2 separate regions of the Homo sapiens genome follow, and region 1 is linked to region 2. A link is a loop called in an ENCODE intact Hi-C map of the cell type or tissue named here. Cell type or tissue: K562. All regions are shown on one strand. Links, peaks and the distances in the headings refer to the core of each region. The heading gives the core; the rest is flanking DNA. Region 1 has its middle 26 kb from the start of DYNC1LI1. Region 2 holds the start of MIR548AY (microRNA 548ay).

What was found. Hi-C counts contacts between places; a loop is a spot of excess contacts. Peaks named below come from ENCODE experiments on the same cell type or tissue, not always from the same donor. Only the 100,000 strongest peaks of a DNase experiment are listed, where the experiment ranks them.
Region 1: a loop joins it to region 2, with 2.4 times the contacts of the local background. A loop is called at or near these places in 6 of 110 quality-filtered maps.

What each region holds. Positions count from the first base shown.
Region 1 is chr3:32,590,790-32,602,080 of GRCh38, reverse strand. It overlaps the pseudogene POLE4P1. Among named protein-coding and RNA genes, the nearest start is that of DYNC1LI1, 26 kb to the right of the region's middle. In K562, for the core only: no CTCF peak of the experiment used is centred there; DNase peaks (open chromatin) are centred at 5,020 and 5,360; H3K27me3 peaks cover 2,101 bases.
Region 2 is chr3:32,505,687-32,516,977 of GRCh38, reverse strand. It overlaps MIR548AY (microRNA 548ay), which reads left to right and starts at 10,589; the gene lies at 10,589-10,695. It also overlaps the pseudogene RPL31P18. In K562, for the core only: a CTCF peak has its summit at 6,672 (motif pointing left); a DNase peak (open chromatin) is centred at 6,637.

The DNA of each region.
Region 1 (11,291 bases), core at 1,866-9,865, 85 kb before region 2:
TGTTTTGGGTAGTTTATTAGGTGGCCATAGCTTAAAAAGACACACACTGCTGTCCTGTGGCTGAGGAGAACGAGATAATGATGGGCTCAAGCAGTCCCTGAACAAGGGGAAGACAGCAGGGTTAAGAGTGGGTTAAGCAGGATTGTGCGGGTGGACTGCAAGGGTGGAGAGAGGAAAAGATAAAGGGTATAATTATGCAGTCCTCTAGCAGGAGAAACAAGAACTAACAGAATTTTTAACCTTAGGTCAAATACGTTTGTCAGGCAGCATTTCTGGCCCAGTGCAAATCCTCATAACAGAATTAATGAGTATGACTCTTAGCACTAGATCAAAAAGAGAATTAATGAATGGAAAAGGGAAAGGCAAGACACAGAACTGTCTATTTTAATTTCGACAAGAAGATAATAGACCAAACTGTTTACAGTGGCTCTTTCTAGGTGGCAGGATTACAAATAATACTTTATTCCTTTGTATTCTCTTCTAGTTTTTCCACATTTTCTACAATCACCTTTCTAAAAATTTAATCTTTTCAAATTTTCTTTTTTTTCATAGTCACTTCTTTATTTTTGATAAAAATGTATATGACACATGTCTTGACAATCAGCCCACCCACCACCACACAGGTAGGGTCTGGTTCCCCAGGGAAGAGGTGGGACAGGGAGAGGAGCTGGTGGGTGCTGCCATCTGCTTCTCCAGCCTTCCCAGGCTGCAGCCAGGTTCCCAGGTCTCCAGAGGGTGGGAACACAGCAGGTGCAGGTAGCAAATTTTCAATATCTAAGAAATATAAGTACATGGATTTTAAAAACTGTCATACGGGCCAGGCATGGTGTTGGGTGTTAAGCTGCAGGAGACAGCAGCTTTGGGAATTTGGGAGGCCAAGGTGGGCGGATCACTTTGAGTCCAAGAGTTCAAGACCAGCCGGGGCAACATGGCAAGACCCCATCTCTACAAATGTGGCAAGATCCCATCTCTACAAAAGATACAAAAAATTAGCTGTGAGTGGTGGCAGGTGCCTGAAGTCCCAGCTACTCAAGGAGGCTGAAGTGGGAGGATCGCTTGCCTCAGCCCGGGAGGCAGAGGTTGCAGTGAGCCAAGATTGTGCCACTGCACTCCAGCCTAAGAGACAGAGCGAGACCCTGTCTCAAAAACAAAACAAAACAAATTGTCATACGTACACATGCCACAGAACGGCACTAACCCTCTGCCCTATCTTTCCTCTTCCCATCTTGTACCCTACAGGCAACTCCTTAAAACTAATTCTGGTTTTAGTTCTTTGAGCGGTTAGGTCCACATGTCTAAAAATATTCTTGTAGTTCTATTAATTGGTTTATTGACCAGAGGCATCTACTTCTTCCCTGATACAAAATTCTTACTTTTTTTTTTTTTTTTTTTTTTGAGATGGAGTTTCACTCTTGTTGCCCATGCTGGAGTGCAATGGTATGATCTCGGCTCACTGCAAGCTCCGCCTCCCAGGTTCAAGCGATTTTCTTGCCTCAGCCTCCTGAGTAGCTGGGATTATAGGCATCTGCCACCATGCCCAGCTAATTTTTGTGTTTTTAGTAGAGACGGGGTTTTGTCATGTTGGCCAGGCAGGTCTCAAACCCCTGACCTCAGATGATCCACCTGCCTTGGCCTCCCAAAGTGCTGGGATTACAGGTGAGAGTCATGGTGCCTGGTCAAAATTTTTACTATTTTAATCAACATGTTTATTACCTACTATGTACAAGCACCTTCAGGTACTGGTGAGAGGGTAGAGAATAACAGAGAGAGTTTTTGCCATTTCAGGGCATATATTCCAGTAAAGGGAGGTGGTTCACTAAACACAAATAAATAAATAAGATAATATCCAATAAGAAAAAGGACGATGGAGAAAAAAAACTGGGTATGGGACAGCATGGTTGAGTGTATTTTTCCAAAATTGGCTGCAAAGGATCTCCCACATGCTCATCTAGCATATTGCCACTCACCTACCAAAAGGTAGATTTTATTTTCCTTACCCTTGAATCTGGGTGTGTTGGTGACTTACTTGTAACAAAGAGAACACAGCAGAAGCAATGCTGCCTGACTTCCAAGGCTAGGACATGCAGCGGTGGTGAAGTTCCCCTCCTTTGCTGGAATAGTTCTTGAAACTCCCCAATGCTGACCAGGCATGGTGGCTCATGCCTATAATTTCAGCACTTTGGAGTCTGAGGTGGGCGGATCGCTTGAGCTCACGAGTTTGAGACCTGCATGGACAACATGGCAAAACCCAGTTTCTAGACTAGTCATATGATGGAATACCACACTGCAATAAAAAGAATAAACTACTGAGGTAGCAGCAATAGAAATAATTTTCATTATGTTTGGTGAAAAAAGACAAACACAAGAAAATATACTTTTTGATTTATCTGAAGATCAAGAACAGGCAAAACAGATCAATGGTGATAGAAGTTAGAATAGGGATTATTTCTAGGAAGAGGTGGATCGATGGGGAAGGAGCATGAGGAAATGTTTTGGGGTGCTGGTGATGTTCTATGTCTCCATCTGAGTGATAGCTGCTCTAGTATACACACCTGTAAAGAGTCAGTGAGCTGTTCACTGAAGATCAGTGCACTTCAAGCATTCATTGTATGTGCAGTTGGCCCTCTGTATCCATGGGTTCAACCATCCATGTTATTCCTAAATGCTGAAATTCAAGAAACAGAGTTTACATTATTTTGCAAATATTACTCCTGGCTGAGTCAAGTGGGATGACAGAAGTACATTTCCTTCACAACAGGGCCAATCAATGTCATGACCTCTGTAATCATGTAATCACTTGAATATTCTTTATTTATTTATTTTTTTTGAGATGGTGTCTTGCTCTGTAGCCCAGGCTGGAGTGCAGTGACACCATCTCGGCTCACTGCAAGCTCCACCTCCTGGGTTCACGCCATTTTCCTGCCTTAGCCTCCTGAGTAGCTGGGACTACAGGCGCCTGCCACCATGCCTGGCTAATTTTTTTGTATTTTTAGTAGAGACGGGGTTTCACTGTGTTAGCCAGGATGGTCTCGATCTCCTGACCTTGTGATCCGCCCGCCTCGGCCTCTCAAATTGCTGGGATTGCAGGTGTGAGCCATTGTGCTGGGCCACTTTTTTTTTTTTTTTTTAAGACAGAGTCTTGCTCTGTCATGCAGGCTGGAGTGCAGTGGTGCCATCTCAGCTCACTGCAGCCTCCACCTCCCGGGTTCAAGTGATTCTTCTACTTCAGACTCTTGAGTGGCTGGGATTACAGCATGCACCACCACACCCCGCTAATTTTTTGTATTTTTAGAAGAGACGGGGTTTCACTATGTTGGTCAGGCTGGTCTCTAACTCCTGGGCTTAAGCAATCCTCCCACCTCAGCCTCCCTAGTAGCTGGGGCTACAGGTGTATGCCACCACACATGACTAATTTTTGTATTTTTTGTAGAAACGGGGTTTCGTCATGTTGCCCAGGCTGGTCTTGAACTCCTGGCCTCAAGCAGTCCTCCTACCGTGGCCTCCCAAAGTGTATTATTTTCTGTTGCTCAAAATTTATTCTATGCTTCTTGAAAGCATTCTTGTGGGAGCTCACTGAGGTTTTGATCGAATGTGAACTGGATGTGTTTAGGCTGCTTAAATAGCTGGTATCTTAGAGTCTCTTTTCATAGTTCTCCTTGGGAAGTTTCACTGTTTCTGATATACTACGTCTTTCTTCTGTAGAAAGAGGAGACAGAATTTCTAAGACTTCTCATGATGATAATGTGATGCTAGTATAAATCTTGTTCCTTTATTGGTGATCTTTTTGGTTCCTTTATTGTTTCTTACTCTCTCCTTCAGCTTTGCACTGTAAAATTTATTTTACATGAGAGAGGAATAACCTCTCTTGTTTAAGCTACTGCTAATTTTTCTTCCTGTTTTATGTACCTGACCCTAATTGTAACAATTATAATTTGGCTTCTGCCTCTCAGCCTGGGATCCTTCTCCACCGCAGCCATTGCCTGCATTTTTTCTGAGTTGCTTCCCTTTTTCTGTTTCATCTGGAGAAATTCCACTGGGCTTTTAAAATATCTTCCATGTCTTCTTCACATGGTCAATCTTCCCTCTAGTTTTTCGAACACATGGAAAACAGTTAGAGTAGTGGTTTGAATGTGCTTGTCTGCTGAATCTAACATCTGTAACAATGGTTATCTGCTACACTAACTGGTTTCTCTTATCAGGGTTTCCTGCAATTACTCTCAAAGGGCTAGATCGTCTTCAGTTGGGTTTCCCAAGAGGCAGACCTGAACAAAAGGATGTGAGTTGGGGCTGATGCCAGAAAGAATTGGTAGAGGAGAGCCTGATGGGCCTGACCAAGGCTTCTCTAACTTCAGGCTCCTGAAGTTAGAGAAAGCTCTTAGATAAAACTTCTCAGGTGCTTGCTGTAGAAAGTGGTTGATGTTTTTGGAAATATAAGTACGGCTGTGACAATGTCTGCAAAATACATCCTATATCTAAGAGTCCAAATCCCCATTTAATAAATAAGGAAAGAACTAGCCAATCTCATGAAAGCGCTTTGCCCTTGGCCAGGCGCGGTGGCTCACGCCTGTAATCCCAGCACTTTGGGAGGCCGAGGTGGGTGAATCACCTGGGGTCAGGAGTTCGAGACCAGCCTGACCAACATAGAGAAATCCCATCTCTACTAAAAATGCAAAATTAGCCAGGCGTGGTGGCGCATGCCTGTAATCCCAGCTACTCAGAGGCTGAGGCAGGAGAATCGCTTTAACCCAGGAGGCGGAGGTTGCGGTGAGCCGAGATCACGCCCTTGCACTCCAGCCTGGGCAACAAGAGCAAAACTCCGTCTCAAAAAAAAAAAAAAAAGCACTTTGCCCTTTCCAGTGTGGGTTTTATTGACTCAGTCTGACCCAGTGGACTGTTTCTCCTGAAGGTTTATTTTTGCTCCAAGGCAGTCCACCAAACCTCGTGGTTCTTCCAAGTGTAGGAAGAGATAGTTTATCTTATGTGTAGTCAGCTGATGAAGGAGGTACCCTTTCAGGCTCCTGAGAACTAGAAGAGCATATCCTCCCTTCTGGCGGGGAAGCCAGCTGTCTAGCCATTCTATCTTCTGTGTCATGATGTAATTTAATATCTAAAAACAACCCAAGACCAGAGTCTGATGGCCTGGCCAAGTCTGGTCCATTTGTGCTCTCTCAGAGAGGCTTGTCAAGGGCTTACATGTGTGTCCAAAAGAAATGGTAAATAATAGCCAAAAATTGCAAATGACTTAGCCTCTTTGAAATTCAGTTCCTTTATCAGAAAAGCAAAGAGGGTGTGGGGGGAGATAATCTCCAGGGTTTCTACAAGCTTGAGGTCTCTGATTCTATATGGTGGCAGATCTGGCCTGCAACTCCACAGCCAAGGGGAGTCATCTCTGTATGTCACAGATTTCCACTGAAGACCACTGATAGGAGATGGTCCCTTACAACTCAGTCCCAGACTTTTGGCCTTCTTAACTTTTGACTCTGTAATCTCACATCTGAGAGTACATCCCAACTAAATACTCAGATGCCAAGTGGTCAGTACAAAAGTGTTCACCACAGTTACTGTAAATGGAAATTCACAGAAGAATCACCAAATGATTTATGGAACATCCAGCTGATTAAATATGATTCGGACAATAGCAATATTTCAAAGAATGTTCAGTGGCATACAGAATTAATTGTACAGCCTATTATACACCATATGAAAAACAGGATACGGGCCAGGCATGCGGTGGCTCATGCTTTTAATCCCAGCACTTTCAGAGGCTGAGGCAGGCGGGTCACCTGAGGTCAGGAGTTCAAGACCAACCTGGCTACATGGTGAAACCCCATCTCTACTAAAAATACAAAAATTAGCTGGGCGCAGTGGTGCATGCCTGTAACCCCAGCTCTTCACAGGGGCTGAGGCAGGAGAATCGCTTGAACCCAGGAGATAGAGGTTGCAGTGAGCCAGGAGCCAGGATCATGCCACTGCACTCCAGCCTGGGTGACAAGTGCAAAACTCCATCTCGAAAAACAAAAACAAAAACAAAAAAAAAACACAGGAAATAAAACCATATGCTGTATGTAGAAAGATCCAACTGGTTCCAATATACAATTATATTATAAAAGAGCTGAAATTTATATATTTAAACTTTTATATATATATTTATTTATCAAAGATCATAAGATGGAATTCTAGTTTTCCCCTTTATCTTTTTCTGTATTTTCTACATTTTCTACAAATACCAGAAATATGTCTTATTTTTATAAACAGGAAAAAAAAACAAGTGTTTTTTCTTTTCAGAAGAATTAAAACAGTACATATTTGGGCCTTCGTATTTGTCTGCGAGAGTTCTAATATGGGCACCAGGCACTATTCTGGACATCTTTTACTCACTGGATTTAATTGTCATGGCTATCATAGGTAATTAGCATTGCTACTTGCATTGTCTAGATATAATGATGGAGTCCGAGCCCTATTCTTTCCTGTATCTTGCAAATGCTGCTGTCTCAGTTTTTGAGTGTCAGTGGTGTCATCTTCTGCCCAGACTTGTGCTGACACTAAAGAGAGAGGGTGATCTCATTTACTCTTAGTGCCGCTGGAGTTGGGGGATGGGAATTGCAAATGATGAGGCCTTTAATTCCACATTGTGCTTGCTCCACAGCTAGTACATACAGCTGGATTTTCTGCTACTTTATTAAAGGCAAACAGACTTTGCAAGGCAAAAATGGTTTTCCAAATGACCATACTATATGTCTTAAGTGAGGAATACATGGTTCATTGATGAACCCAAATTTGACCCTTGTAGCAGATGCTGTCAGTGCCCCACCCATATGTTCTTTGCCTACCTGGAGGACTTCCTATGTCTCTCTGTTCTAGCACACTCCCTGTCCTTGGAGTAGGAGTTGATCAGTCCACTTCAGAGTAGTTCAGAAGTGTCAGGTAGTTAATGTTCCAGGAGCAGCTCTCAATCACTAAGGGATGGGCATTGGAATATAAATACCTCAACTCTCTCACCCCACAGTGGGAGACTTTTGAGGCATGTTCCAGTAGACTCTCAGCAGGATTAAAACCCATTTGCCAGCCAGGCACAGTGGCTTATGCCTGTAATCCCAGCACTTTGGAAGGCTGAGGTGGGCGGATCACTTGAGGTGGAGTTCAAGACCAGCCTGACCGACATGGCGAAACCCCATCTCTACTAAAAATTCAAAAATTAGCTGGGCATGGCAGCACGTGCCTGTAATCCCAGGTACTCAGGAGGCTGAGGCAGGAGAATCACTTGAACCAGGGAGGGCAGAGGTTGCAGTGAGCCGAGATCGTGCCACTGCACTCCAGCCTGGGCAACAGAGCAAGACAGTCTCAAAAAGAACAACAACAACAAGAACAAAATTTGCCTACAGCAGAAGTATTCTTATTAATATATGCTTTATTAGCTTTCCTTCCTTCCTTGTCTCCCCTACCCACTCTCTCACTTTGGTCTTGAATAAACTATTTGCCCCCAGATCCTTGTTTCAAGGTCTGCTTTGGGGAAATACAAACTAAGAGAACCTCATTCCTTATGTATCTGACAGTACTCAAAGGGTATCACTTTTACCTCCAAAAAATCAAGGTGAAATTAGGGGACATTAAGTTTATTTCGATAAATGAATACCATGATGCTGGAAGGTGTCCTAAATTCCAATGGTCTGAAACTTTCTAAGTTGGGTATTTTTAGCACCAGTTTTTAAAACCCTCAGTGCAAGTAAGCAGCGAATCATTTCATGTCTCTACAAAGAAAAAACTCTTTCTGGACACTGGCCAGAAAAGAAAAGACAAGAACCCACTTCATTTCTCTAAAGGGTTGAAGATATTTCCCCCTAGGCCAGCAAGAGCTTTTAAATTATTGTGCCCTAAAAATAGTATTCTCACCTGAATGGGTTATAAAAACTGAAATGATGGGTTATTTTCATCCACCTCCAGAGCAGCTGCTCAGGAACTCCGAATGTGAGTGGAGATTATGCAATGACTTGGTACTGTCTTCGCCTTGCCAGAGCAAATCATTGTTCTCCTGTGACTAGCTTTTGAGGTAATGCAATAGGACATTTCAGGACCTGTGCCAGGAGGGAAAGAAATGGGTGAAGAGTGGGAAAGACAAAGAGGATTTGAAGGTCTGGAAGGATGTAAGATGAACAAGTCTAGAGAGCTAATGTATAATGTGAGGATATAGTTAATAAAATTGTGTTGTATTAGGGATTTTTGTTAAACAAGTAGATTTTGGCAGCTCTTGTTACAAAACAGAAGTATCTGTGAGATGACAGATATGTTCATCTGCTTCACTGAAGCAACCATTTTACTATTAATATATGTATCCCATAACATCATGCTGTAAACTTCAAATATACACAGTAAAATTAATTCAGGCCAGTTGCAGTGGGATTAAGCCTGTAATCCCAGCACTTTGGGAGGCTGAGGCAGGCGGATCCCTTGAAGCCAGAAGTTCGAGACCAGCCTGGGCAATACAGAGAGATTCCCCGTCTCTACAGAAAGAAAAAAAAAAATTAGCCGGCAGTGGTGGCACGCACTTGCGGCCCCAGCTATTCAAGGAGGCTGAGGTGGGAGAATCGCTTGAACCCGAGAGGCGGAGAATACCGTGAGCAGAGACTGCGCCACTGCATTCCAGCCTGGGCCACAGAGAGAGACTCTGTCTAAAAAACAAAACAAAACAAAATAAAAACAAACAAGCACACACAAAAACAGATAAACTGATAAAATGGTAACTTTCTTTTTCTGAACACAATAGGTGGCCGGGCAGCGCACTCAGGGGCAGCTGGAAGCAGTGGAGGGGCGACCTGGTGGGGAGGCATAGGTCCCACAGCCCCAAGCCCCGACAAGAGTGCCTGGGGCTCGTCCCTCGAGGCTGCCTCGGGCGCCAGCGAAGGCCTTGGCGAAGGCTGACCCCAACGAGACACGGGCGGGACAGAGAACAGTCATTCTGGCCTGAGCCGGGGAACTGTGTGTGGAGACCATTGCAAAAGATGCCTACTGCTGTGCTCAACAGGGAAACAGGAAAACCCTCCAGAGGAGAGATTTGGATAATGCGATAGAAGCTGTGGATGAATCTGCTTTTTTGGAAGGTACTTCGGGTCGATTGCTCAGCAGTGCAGGTTCCCGGCCTTCATCTGCATCCTTCAGCTCGCCCCTCTCCGCAGGCTTCAGCGTTGAGAAGAACAGTCTTGGCACTTGCATACATACTCTTCCTGTTCTACCCTCGCTCACACCGGTATAAGCCTCCATCTCAACCGTTGGCTTTTCCCTACAAGATCTTCCACAACGTGTGTCCGTCTTCCAGTCAGGCCTGGATGCAGCCGCTGCTGCTTGGAGCAGAGATGAAGAAAGTGTTCTGCTTAAGTGGCTTACTGCACGATGAGGACCAGAATAAAGGTCTTTGATCAGAAAAGGAAGGGAAGGAAGGGAGGGGAGGGGAGGGGAGGTGCGGGGAGGAGAGGAGAGGGGAGGGGAGGGGACGGGAGGGGAGGGCAAGTTAAATGGTAACATATGAACACAAAGAAGGAAACAAGAGACACTGAGGTCTACTTGATTGGGGGGCATGGAGGGAGAAAATATAACTATTGGGTACTGGGCTTAATACCTGAATGACGAAATGATCTGCACAACAAACACCGATGACACATGTTTACCTATGTAACAAACCTTCGCATGTACCCTCAAACAAAAGTTAAAAAAAAAAAAAAAGAAAAAAGAAAATCTGGAAGGAACTAGGGCTTTGTGGGGCCCTAAGAATAGGGCCTCCAGGATTGTCCCAGTTTATGCCTGTCATCCTGGTGTAGCTATTAATAACCTCCTCTTTCACTCTCAAAAGTGCCTTGGTTTGGAATAAATTATGTGGTCACTCAACCAGTTTAAGGAGGCAATTGACTTGCTTAGCACCGTCTTTATGTCTCCCTATGGGGTAGCTTTAACTGTCCATTGTTTGCCCAACTCTGAGCACATCCATCTATCACTCAACCTTCTATTCCTGGTGTCTTGCAAATGATGGGTATATAAATGTTTTGGTTGAAGGAATGAAAGAATGGGAAGAGGCATTACTTGTTGATGGTAACAGGGACCTGGAATCATAGAGTTAATTTGGGAAGAGATCTTCAAACTCATCTGTTTGTAGGTGTGGAAACTCAGTCTCAGAAATGTGAAGTAGCTTGCTCAAGGCCATATCGTTAGTGGCAAATCCAGGGCTTAATGTTTCAAAACTATTACTACTCAAAAAGTGGTCCCTGGATGAGCAGTACCAGAAGTACCTGGTGGTTTGTTAGAAAGGTGGAATCTCAGGTCCCACCCCAAGAACTATGTCAGTGTCTATGAAGGATCCGATATTTTATCTTAATTCCAGGTTAATAAGTTAGCCTGTTACTATTTCATGGATGCTGACAGAGCACACGAGCCCTGGGTCAGAGATAAAGGATTTTGTTACTCACATCACAACTGGCATCATGAGCATAACATTGTTTTTCATCAGTTCCCCATGTCTCCCAGGTCTCATAGGGGAGATGTGGAGAGGCCCAGATGATGCTGGGTTTGTGTCACAGCTGAGAAACACTGAGATTAGGGAATTCACTGTTTTTATATTGAGCAGTAAGCAAGCCTGCTCTTTGTTTTTTGTTTAGGGTAGGGGGAGCTGCTGAGGGAAATTAATTCATTCCATGAAATTACTCTCTGCAAGAACAACCCTGAGAATTGGTCCTGGTAATAAGCAGCCAGAGTCTTGCATTCTTGTCATACAGAGCAAGAACATATAGGGGCATTCAGGGTCCATGGTGCACTGCCTCTCCCAAGAACCTACGGACTCAAAATCTGCATTTTTTTTTTTTTGAGACAGAGTTTCGTTCTTGTTGCCCAGGCTGCAGTGCCATGGCGCGATCTCAGCTCACTGAAACCTCTGCCTCCCAGGTTCAAGCAATTCTCCTGCCTCAGCCTCACAAGTAGCTGGGATTACAGGCGCCTGCCACCACACCCGGCTAATTTTTGTATTTTTAGTAGAGATGGGGTTTCACCATGTTGGCCAGGCTGGTCTTGAACTCCTGACCTCAGGTGATCCACCCGCCTCAGCCTCCCAAAGTGCTGGGATTACAGGTGTCATCTCGGCTCACTACAACCTCTGCCTCCTGCGTTCAAGCAATTGTCCTCCAGAGTAGCTGAGACTATAGGCATGCACCACCACACCCAACTAAGTTTTGTATTTTTAGTAGAGATGGAGTTTCGCCATTTTGGCCAGGCTGGTCTCAAACTCCTGAGCTCATATTGATCTGCCCACCTTG
Region 2 (11,291 bases), core at 1,981-9,980:
TGAGCTGAGAGATCACGGCACTGCACTCCAGCCTGGGCAACAGAGTGAGACTCCGTCTCCAAAAACAAACAAACAAACAAAGTGCTGGGATTACAGGCGTGAGCCACCACACCGGGCCACCTCTTCATTTATTAATGTAATGGTTCGCCTGTAATTTATTTTGGATTTTTCTACCTGTAGTTATGTAATCTGCAAATAATGACTTTTATCTCTTCCTTTGTAATGTCTTCTTGTTTATTACACCTATACTTCAATACAGATTATTATAGAACTGGTGAGAGGAAACATCTTTAATTGTTCCCCATCCCAGAGTAAAAACTTTCAATATTTCACCATTAAGTATATTTGCTGCGTGCTTTCTGTAGAGACTCTATCAAAAAAGGAAGTACTCTCAGATGAGAACAGGTCCTGGCAAAAAAAAAAAAAAAAAAAAAAAAAAAAAAGGAAGTGCTCTTTTTCTGTTGTTATTTGTCTGAGACGGAGTTTCACTCTTGTTGCCCAGGCTGGAGTGCAGTGGCGCAATCTCGGCTCACTGCAACCTCCGCCTTCCGGGTTCAAGCAATTCTCCTGCCTCGGCCTCCCGAGTAGCTGGGACTACAGGCATGTGCCACCACACCGGGCCAATTTTGTATTTTTAGTAGAGATGAGGTTTTTCCATGTTGGTCAGGCTGGTCTCCAACTCCCGACCTCAGGTGATCCGCCCACTTCAGCTTCCCAAAGTGCTGGGATTACAGGCGTGAGCCACTGCGCCCCACCTGGAAGTGCTTTTTTTCTAGTCAGTTTATGCTATGAGTTTTATCATGAATGGGTGTTTAATTTTATCAAATGCTGTCTTCATCTATAGAGATTATTTTCTTTTTTTCTATTAATGGTATGAGTACCTTACCTTTTTTTTTTTTTTTTTTTTTTTTTGAGATGGAGTCTCCCTCTGTCCCCCAGACTGGAGGGCAGTGTTGCTATCTCGGCTCACTGCAAGCTCCGCCTCCCGGGTTCACACCATTCTCCTGCCTCAGCCTCCCGGCAGCTGGGACCACAGGCACCCCCCCCCATGCCCGGCTAATTTTTTGTATTTTTAGTAAAGACCGGGTTTTACCGTGTTAGCCAGGATGGTCTCGATCTTCTGACCTCGTGATCCGCCTGCCTCGGCCTCCCAAAGTGCTGGGATTACAGGCGTGAGCCACCGCTCCCGGCCTACATTACCTTTTAAAATATTAAGCCAGCCAGGCGCAGTGGCTCACGCCTGTAATCCCAGCACTTTGGGAGATCGAGACAGGCAGATCACGAGGTCAGGAGATCGAGACCATCCTGGCCAACACGGTGAAACCCCATCTCTACTATAAATACAAAAATTAGCCGGGCATGGTGGCGGATGCCTGTAGTCCCAGCTACTCAGAAGGCTGAGGCAGGGGAATCACGTGAACCTGGGAGGTGGAGGTTGCAGTGAGCTGAGATGGTGCCACTGCACTCCAGCCTGGGCAACAGAGTGAGACTCCGCCTCAAAAAAAAAAAAAAAAAAAATTACGCCACCTTTGTATTCCTGGAAAAACCCCTATGCTGATCTTAATATATTAGTTGTATTGTATTCCTGATTTTGATTTGCTAACTTTTTTTAGAATTTTGCATTATGCTCCTGAGAAAGCCTAACCTGTAATTTTCATTTCCCCTAATGTTTTTGTCAGTGTTTTTTATCAATATTATGTTGACTTCATAAAACAATTCTGTTTGTGTTCTTTGTAAAGAGTTCATGTAAGATTGCTGTAGTACCTGTCAAATTTGTTTCTGTAGAATGATCAAATGTCACTTTATAAATCCCCTCATGGAACTGAATAATGAACCAAATGGTAATATCCACTATAGTTTTCTCACTTGGGGGCTTTCATTTAGACAGAAATTACTAGCTGTCTAAACTGGCAGAATCCCAGAATATGGGAGTTCTTCCTTCATGTAACAGTTACTAATGTTTTTACTAAATAGATGTTCCCCATGCTGAAATAAGATTGTAGAAAATGATGCCAGCCAATTCCTGCTGAATGTATAAGACTTATCCTGTGATCATTATCATTTTATAAAATTATAGGAAAAATGAGTGAATATTTCATTATAATAGGTTAAACTTTAATAAACCCTAGGGAGAAATTCAAGCTATGTATAGTATAGGATAATTTGCTAGAATTCTCACCTCTTCTTTCTTGAGCCACGTGGCCTAGTAAATGGCTAAGACATATGAATACCTTATTTGGAAACATCCCGAAGTATAATTCTAAACTGATTATAGGGGTGTGGTTTGGTTGAGGAAAATCATGACTATTATGTTAAGAAACTTCATCTATTATAGTTTAAGGCAGCAGGTAGCAAAATTGGCTTATATGAGGAATTATTTAAAACATTTGGACAATTCTTGTGTCAAATAGGAACAATGTTTAAAAGAAAAATGAAAAAGTGTTTATGTTCATTGCCTAGTAATTTCTTGGGCATCTTATACCAGGAAATGTCAGGAATAGCTGACACTGTATTCTCTTAAGTAACAGGGACATGGCAGGAACGAACACCAGCAACTTTTGGTTTTACTAATTTACCAAATTGTAATCCATACATATAATTAAAAATATGTGGTTATTAATGTGAAGAGGTGCTTGGAATTCAAGGATATTTTAAAAGATATCTCTATTTTACTTGGCTAGACTTAAAAAAATTTTTAACGTATTTCTCAATCAGCTGAAGATAGAGAGTAGATGGCAATAGTCATACTTTGAGAAATTGCAGATACACACACACAAAATACTTTGAGAAATTAGGGATACACACACACAGAGCACGAGAGAGAGAGAGAGACAGAGAGGGAGAGAATTATAAACACATATACACATTTGGTCACACTATATCACCACAGTCTTTTTAGAATTAGTTGGTAACAACTCTTTTCCATCTTATCTTGGGTTAGGAATATTTTTTAAAACTTAAATACAGTAATTCTCAAATTTTTTGGTCACAGGACTTCTTTGCACTCCTACTTGTTAAGGACCCCAAAGAGCTTTTGAAAATGTTTGTAATATTCATTTATATTTACCATATTGGAATAAAACTTAAACATTTTAAATATTAGTTCATTTATAAATAACAAATAATTTTTATGGGTTAACATAAATAACATTTTTAATGGAATATAACTTTCCCCAAACAAACAAAAAAGTATTGAAAATAATGTCATTGTTTTATATTTTTGTAAATCTCTTTAATGTCTTGCGTGATAGAAGAACAGCTGCATTCTCATATTTGCTGCATTCAATTTTATGTGTTACGTTGTTTTGGTTGAATTCTATAAAGAAAATCCAGCTTCACAGATATGTAGGTGGAAAAGATAGGAATATTTTAATAGCTTTTCCAAATAATTGTGAATTTTCTTTTTTGAGGCTAAAACTTGACAAGTGTTAGTTTTTTAAGGATTAAATGTAGTGTGGAATCCATTGGTCTATCCTACTCTTTTAAAAAAATTTTTTTAAATTTTAATTTTAATTTTTTTTGAGACAGCTCTGTCACCCAGGCTGGAGTGCAGTGGCTCCATCTCAGCTCACTGCAACCTCCACCTCCTAGGCTCAAGCGATCCTCCCACCTCAGCCTCCAGAGTTGCTGGGACTTCCAGGGCACATCATCACACCCAGCTAATTTTTTTTTGTATTTTTTTGTAGAGATGGGGTTTCACAATGTTGCCCAGGCTGGTCTTTAACTCCTGGACTGAAGTGATCCACCTGCCTTGGCCTCACAAAGTGCTGGGATTACAGGCGTCAGCCACCGCACCTGGTCCTATCCTACACTTTGAATAGATTGTTACCCCTATGTGAGTTTGTAACATCAATTTATTGATCTTTTAGAAAATATCAGTTTACTGAGTTTCAAGGATCTTCCAAGTATTGATATTTCATTAAAAAAATCACACAAAAAAGGATCTTCCAAATATTGACATTTCTTCAAAAAAATCACACTGTAGCCTGACATGGTGGTGCACACCTGTAGTCCCAGCTACTCAGGAGGCTGAGATGCGAGGACCACTTGAGCCTAGGAGTTTGAGACCAGCCTGGGCAACATAGGGAGACTCTGTCTCAAAAAAAAAAAAAAAAAAAAAAAAAAAGGCCCATTTGTTAATATTACTACTAATCTCACTAGAAAAGTCTAAGTGTTGGGAAGCTATCAAGCTCACTGGTTACATACAAGTGTTCCAAAATGCTAATTTTATTGGAAAGTTCAAATGTTATGAATGGCAACAAATGCTGTCAGTTGTATTCCTTGTATTGACAGGCTTATTTTGTTCATTTTTGAGAAAATGTCTGCCAAATACCTAAATCTGGAAACCTGTTCTTTCAAGTAAGATGGTGAAAAAAGTGGCTAGTTTTGCTTACTTATAACTCAATAGCACCAGTTCTTCTCCTAGAGCTGCCATTGTCACTCAGCATGCAGCAGAAATGCTATAGGTGTACTTCCTATCTTATCACATACAATTGTAAAAGGACTGGTACTAAATGACTGCAATGTAACAAAATTAATCATTTACTTGTTCATCAAGGGAATTTTTTAAGTGAAACTGGCTTTATTTTTTCCCATGTAGTGGTGAAGAATACAATGACTACAAATAGAGTTTGGCACCACTGCCTTGTTTTGTGCTACGGTGCTGGCAGTTTTACTCCACTAGCAGTGCAAACAAATGTCCTCAGTGAAAAAGGCAAATGACTTCTTAGTAGTCTTTTGAAAATAGTCTACTTTACAGAACCTCTGTAAGGAACCCCTGGTGGTGTACAAAAAAATACAAAAATTAGCTGGGTGTGCGTGCCTATAGTCCCAGCTACTCAGGAGGCTGAGGCAGGAGGATGGCTTGAGCCCGGGTGTAGGAGGTTGCAGTAAGCTGAGATCAAGCCATTGTACTCCATCCAGCTCTGGGCGACAAAGCAAAACCCTGTCTTGGCCGGGCGCGGTGGCTCACGCCTGTAATCCCAGCACTTTGGGAGGCTGAGGCAGGCAGATCACAAGGTCAGGAGATCGAGACCATCCTGGCCAACATGGTGAAACCCCATCTCTACTAAAATACAAAAAATTAGCCGGGTGTGGTGGCACGTGCCTGTAGTCCCAGCTACTCGGGAGGCTGAGGCAGGAGAATCGCTTGAACCTGAGAGGCAGAGATTGCAGTGAGCCGAGGTTGCGTCCCTACACTCCAACCTGGCAACAGAGCAAGATTCTGTCTCAAAAAAAAAAAAAAAAAAAAAGACATGAACAGACAAATCAAAAATAACATAAAAATGGCCCTTGATATGAAAATATGTTCAGCTTTCCTCATGGGAGAAGTACACATTAAAACTACACTGAGGCCGGGCGCGGTGGCTCATACCTGTGATCTCAGCACTTTGGGAGGTCAATGCTAGTGGATCAGTTCAGGTCAGGAGTTCGAGACCAGCCTGGCCAACATGGTGAAACCCTGTCTCTACTAAAAATGCAAAAATTAGTCGGGCGTGGTAGTGCATGCCTGTAGTTCCAGCTACTTAGGAGGCTGAGGCAGGAGAATTGCTTGAGCCGGGAAGGCAGAGGTTGCAGTGAGCCAAGATCATGCCATTGCACTCCAGACTGGGTGACAGAGGGAAAGTCTGTCTCAAACAAAGAAAAAAAAACTACACTGAAATATTATTTCTCCCTATCAGAATGAAAAAAATTCAAAGGCTTGACCACAGTGTTGGAGAGGCAATGGAGAAATACATGCACTCCTTCACTGCTCGAGGGAGTGCCAAATAGTATATAGCCTCTAGTGAATGAAATTTGCAGTTTAACAAAATTGCATATGCCTACTCAGTAATCACATGCCTAGGAACTGACCCTAAAGATACAAAAGTAATACAAAAGTATTATTCACAATATAAAAGTAACATTCACAGATTTATTCACCATTTGTAATTGCAAAATAGTGGGAACAACCTAAATGCGTATGGATAGGAAACTGGCTAAATAAACTGTGACATAGCTGCATGATGGAGTAACTACAATTTTTTTCAAATGAAATTGATTTCTATGAACTGATATAGAGTAACTTCTAGGATGTATTGATAAATGAAAATAAAAAGTACTAATATATATGTAACACACATACCCATCTGTATCTGTCCCTTTCCACTAAAGAAACACAGGAAAGATAACCAGAAACTAACAAAATTTGTTACTTACAGTGGAGGGGTGGGTGGGAATCAGGTGGAAGGCATAGAGACTGAGTGACATTTCTCTAAGTGAACCTTTTTGTATGTTTCTACTTTTGAAACCTTTATCAATGTTTCATATTTTCAAAAAATAAAATTTAATCAATAATGAAGACAAAACCTGTAAGATTGATTGTATGACCTGCAATGGCACTCATTATGAGGTTAGACTTTGTGTTAGGGCTGCCTGGGGATGACAGGGTCTCCCTGCAATCCAAATTCCAAATTGGACCCCACCCTTTCCCTTCCCCAGGCACTCAGAAGCTCCTTCCTTTCTTTATCACATCCCTCACTCACGTGGTCAAACTGTCCTGGACTAAAATAACCAAATAATGATGGAAGCAAGGAGGTTAAGTGACACACAATCTTTTCCCCTAATGACACCTAAGAACTAACCCTGCACTGGTGAGTGCAGAAGCCTTAGCATTCCTTTGCCTTTGCGGCCCTCTGCTGGTGTAAAGAAAATGTGGAGGTTGATGATGTTACTTGCTTATTCTCTAGTCTAGTTTTGTTGGGAGAGGAACTTTGATAAGCTGTCTCTCCTAGGAGATCTCTGATCCAAAGTTCTTGCTTATCTGGCATTCTTGGACACTTTGTGGAATTTGGAAATATTCATACAATTTAAGACTCTTCTTTGCCTTCACATCACTGCTCTTGTCTCTTCCCGCTCTTTAACCACTGCTTTATTTTCTTGGCTCTTCTTCACCTTCTTTCCTACTCCTTCCAAAGTTCTGGCCTAAATCCTCTTCTTCCTATAAGTTCATCCCCTTAGCACTTTTATGACTGTAACTATTTAGTTCTATGAGTATTTCCCAAATGCTTTATTTCCTCCAATGCTCCAGATCCTTTTTTTTTTTTTTTAAACAGAGCTGGTGCCTCAGCCTCCCGAGTAGCTGGGATTACAGTCATGCGCCACTACGCCCGACTGATTTTTGTATTTTTAGTAGAGACAGGGTTTCACCATGTTGGCTGGGCTGGTCTTGAACTCCTAGCCTCAAGTCATTGGCCCATATCGGCCTCCCAAAGTGCTCGCATTACAGGTGTGAGCCACCGCGCCCAGCCTCCAGATCCAAATTTGAAACTATTTACCACAAACTCCGCTTGATGCCCTCTGGCACCTCAATCTCAGTGTGCCCTAATCTGAGTTCTTCATCTTCCCTTTGTTGGAACAAATGACCCAAAACCTGGAAATAAGGATTACCAAGTGCCCTTTCAATGTCATATTAGCACAGTAGTTCTCAAAGTGTGGAGTGTGGTCCCTAGACCAGCAGCATCATCATCACCTGGGAACTTGTTAGGAGTGCAAATTTTCAGGTTCCACCCAAGATCTACTGAGTCTGAAACTCTGGAAGTTGGATCCAGCAATCTGTGGTTTAACAAGCCTTCCGGGGGATTCTCATGATCACTTAAGTTTGAGAACTACTGAACTAGAGCAGGGGCTAGCAAACTATGGTTTGTGGGCCAAATCCAGCCTACTGCCCGCTTTTATTATTTTTTAATTTTAATTTTTAATTTAATTTTATGTTTTTGAGACAGTGTCGCCTAGGCTGGAGTGCAGTGGCGTGATCTCGGCTCACTGCAACCACCATCTCCTGGGTTCAAGCGATTCTCCTGTCTCAGCCTCCTGAGTAGCTGGGATTACAGGCACCTGCCATTATTCCCAGCTAATTTTTGTATTTTAGAGGGGGTTTCACCATGTTGGCCAGGCTGCTCTTGAACTCCTGACTTCAGGTGATCCGCCTGCCTTGCCCTCCCAAAGTTCTAGGATTACAGGCGTGAGCCACGGCGCTCAGCCTATTGCCTGCTGTTATAAAAGTTGTATTGGAACACAGCCACACCCATTTGTTACTATATCATCCACAGCTGCTTTTGTTTTACAACAACAGTTGAGTTGAGTAGTTGCGACAGAGACCATATGGCTCTCATAGCCTAAAATAGTTACTATCCGGTTCTTTAAAGAAAAAGTTTGCAGACCCCTAGACTAGAGCATGGTCTACAAAACCCTCCTAAGGGTCATCTGATCGTCTAGGGAAAGACAATTTTCTTTGAGTTAGTATTTATTACTGAGTTGGGCCCAGATTCCATAATTAAGGTATTAATTATAGAAAATTGGTAAATTGCAAATTATTTTTGTTAGAGGGAGATAAAAATGATTTATCTGTGTTAGAGTTCATCACAAAGATAACAATTTTATTTTCCGGTAAACCATAAACCAGTTTTGGATTTAACCTAGCAATCTTATCTTAGCATTATTTTTTTTCTTTCACTGAATACACACACACACACACACACACACACACACACACACACACCCCTCTCATAACCGCCTATAAACCAGTTTTACATTCTTCTGATTACTTAACTAATAAATTAGGTTGTTTTTTTTTTGCAATTTTATAACTTTGATGTATTTGACCATCAGCAATTAGTTCTCATCCACATTGACTGTCTGTAGATTTTTGAAAGTGGTAACCGGTACATAGGTAACCAAAGTATAGAGCTTATTTGGTGAATCTTCATCCTTATTCTGGATAATCGCACACGGATTCGGTATGAGACATTCCTTATTCCTTTGGCCCAGACAGCTTTGTTGAGCCTGGTAGCAACGCACATGTCTGGAGCTACCATCTCCTTCATGGCAAATTTCCGAATCTCTTTGAGTGCCCAAGGGGCACACTTCTTGAAGCGCACTCCATGGGTGCGCTTGTGAATGTTGATGGTGTATTCTTGGGTCACCACCTCGTTGATAGCAGAACGGCCCTTTTTCTTTTGGCCACCCTTCTTTGCGGAAGCCATTCTGTTGGGTCCAAGTTGGAAAGGCAATATTTTATTTTATTTTATTTTTTTAAGACAAGGTCTCACTCTGTCACCTGGGCTGAAGTGCAGTGGCACAATGGCACAATCAAGGCTCACTGTAGCCTCAACTTCCCGGGCTCAAGCGATCCTTCTACCTCAACCTCCCAAGTAGCTGGGACTACAGGCATATGCCTCCACACTCAGCTAATTTTTTTTTCTTTCTTTCTTTTTTTTTTTTTAGAGATGGGGTCTAGTCTGGTCTCGAACTCCTGGACACAAGGAATCCTCCTGCCTGGATTACAGGCATGAGCCCAGCCTATTAATAAATTAGATAAATCTTTGAAGCAGGCTTACTATATGCTTGTATGAAAGTTATCTTTTTAATTTTTTGAAATTTGTACTTTGACATCAATAAGAGTTACTGCCTCCTATATTACCTCTCTGTTATTATTCTCCCTCAATCTCCTTGTTACCCAGACTTGAAATATTGGCACCTGCTCCAGTTCCTTTCTTACTCTCTAAACAAATCAGTCCTCAAATCTCACTGGTTTTACCTCCAAGGTTCTCTTGGTGCCATCCCCATGATTAACGTCAGAGTTTAAGCTTCTATTCCCTCTCTCCTGAACTTTTACAATAGCCCTTACTTGGATCTCTGTAACCACTGCGCTCAAGGCTACTAGAAAAATATCCCCAAGGAAAAGCTCCGATCATTTCACTCCCCTTCCTAAAACTCGTTGGGGGTTCTTCATTACCCAACAATAATGGAAAGGCCCAGTTCCTTAGCTTGATTTTCAAAGCCTTCCAAAATTTGATCTCGAGCTTATATTCCTTAACTACTCTGTCCTTTCCTGCTCCCTTCATTCACTGTGCCTATGCACACTTTCTTTGCCTTCCTTCATACCACCCTACTGCCTGAATACTTTCTGCCCTGTATCTGCATGTCCAAACCGAAGTATAGTTTAACCCCATCTTGAAGCTCCACTGTAGTGATCCTTTAAACTGAAAGTTATTTCTCTCTGCTCCGAATTAGCAACATATTTAATTTGTATCTCTTCTATAACACATATCTCTTTCTATTTTGTAACATAGTTCTTTGTGGACATTACTGTGGTATCATTGTAGGATAGCGTCTATAATCTAACTTTGTATCCACAGTATTGCCTAACTGTGCTAATACCGATAAGAGGGCCAGTGAAAAATTGTTTAGCAGGAACTGCTGAAAAAAATTAAACTCTGAACTGAAAAAGTAGTACTGAGGCAGGATAGGCAGTCAAGGAAGTGCCCATATCCTCAGGACGCAGCAACCATGGTGACCCCAACAGTCAACACAATAAGCCTCAGCATTTGAATTGTGATTGAACTCAGTCGAGCAAAGCTATCTTCAGTAGGAAATTTCTTCTATAGAGAGCATGAGCACTTTGATTTTACCTGTCCTCAAACTGACCTTTTGCTCATTATAATAGCAAAAAACATGCCCTTGGGTGGAGATTTACAATGCTAATGGGACACCTGAGGGAGGAACATGGGTGCACAGCTACTGCACATGTGCAGCCAGAGGACCAACCAGAAGATGCTTACTACTAGGTTGGTGCAAAAGTAATTGTGGTTTTTGCATTTAAAGTAATGGCCAAAACCGCGATTACTCTTGCACGAACCTAACGGTAACACTTCTTCCCACCTCCTTATGAATAATCATGCAAATAATACATGATTAGCAATAACCTCCAGCAATAATCAATGTTGTCTCATCCTTACGAGCAGCCTGCCCTGAATTCTCTCTCTCTCTCAGGGTGTGATGTCTATTTTGTACTTAGCTTTCAAAATTTTTTTTTCTTTTGCAATAAATTATGCTGCATCTCTTTTGCTGTATGTCTCTTGTTTAAATTCTTTTAAACTAAGAAGACAAGAACCAAGGTCTTGCAACAGCCTCCAACACTACCACATTATTTTTTGAATGGCTGAAGTCCCATCAAATTATGTTCCCCAATCGCTCTCTCTTCTTGTGAATGTTTTTCTTTCTTTTTTTAAAAAATTAAATATCTAATTTTAAAGGAGAACAGTGAATATTCTTTAAAACCTAAATTTAGTGTATCTTCCTTTCTTCTTTTTGTCGTATTTTTTTCACCATACGTAAGATTTCTCATTTCAACATAGTGAGTCCCACCATTTGACTATTGCAAGTTGTTTTATTCATTAATGAGGGTGACAGTTTTCTGTGTGAATATGCCCATCAAAAGAGTTTCCTATACAAGTATTTGCTCATGAAGC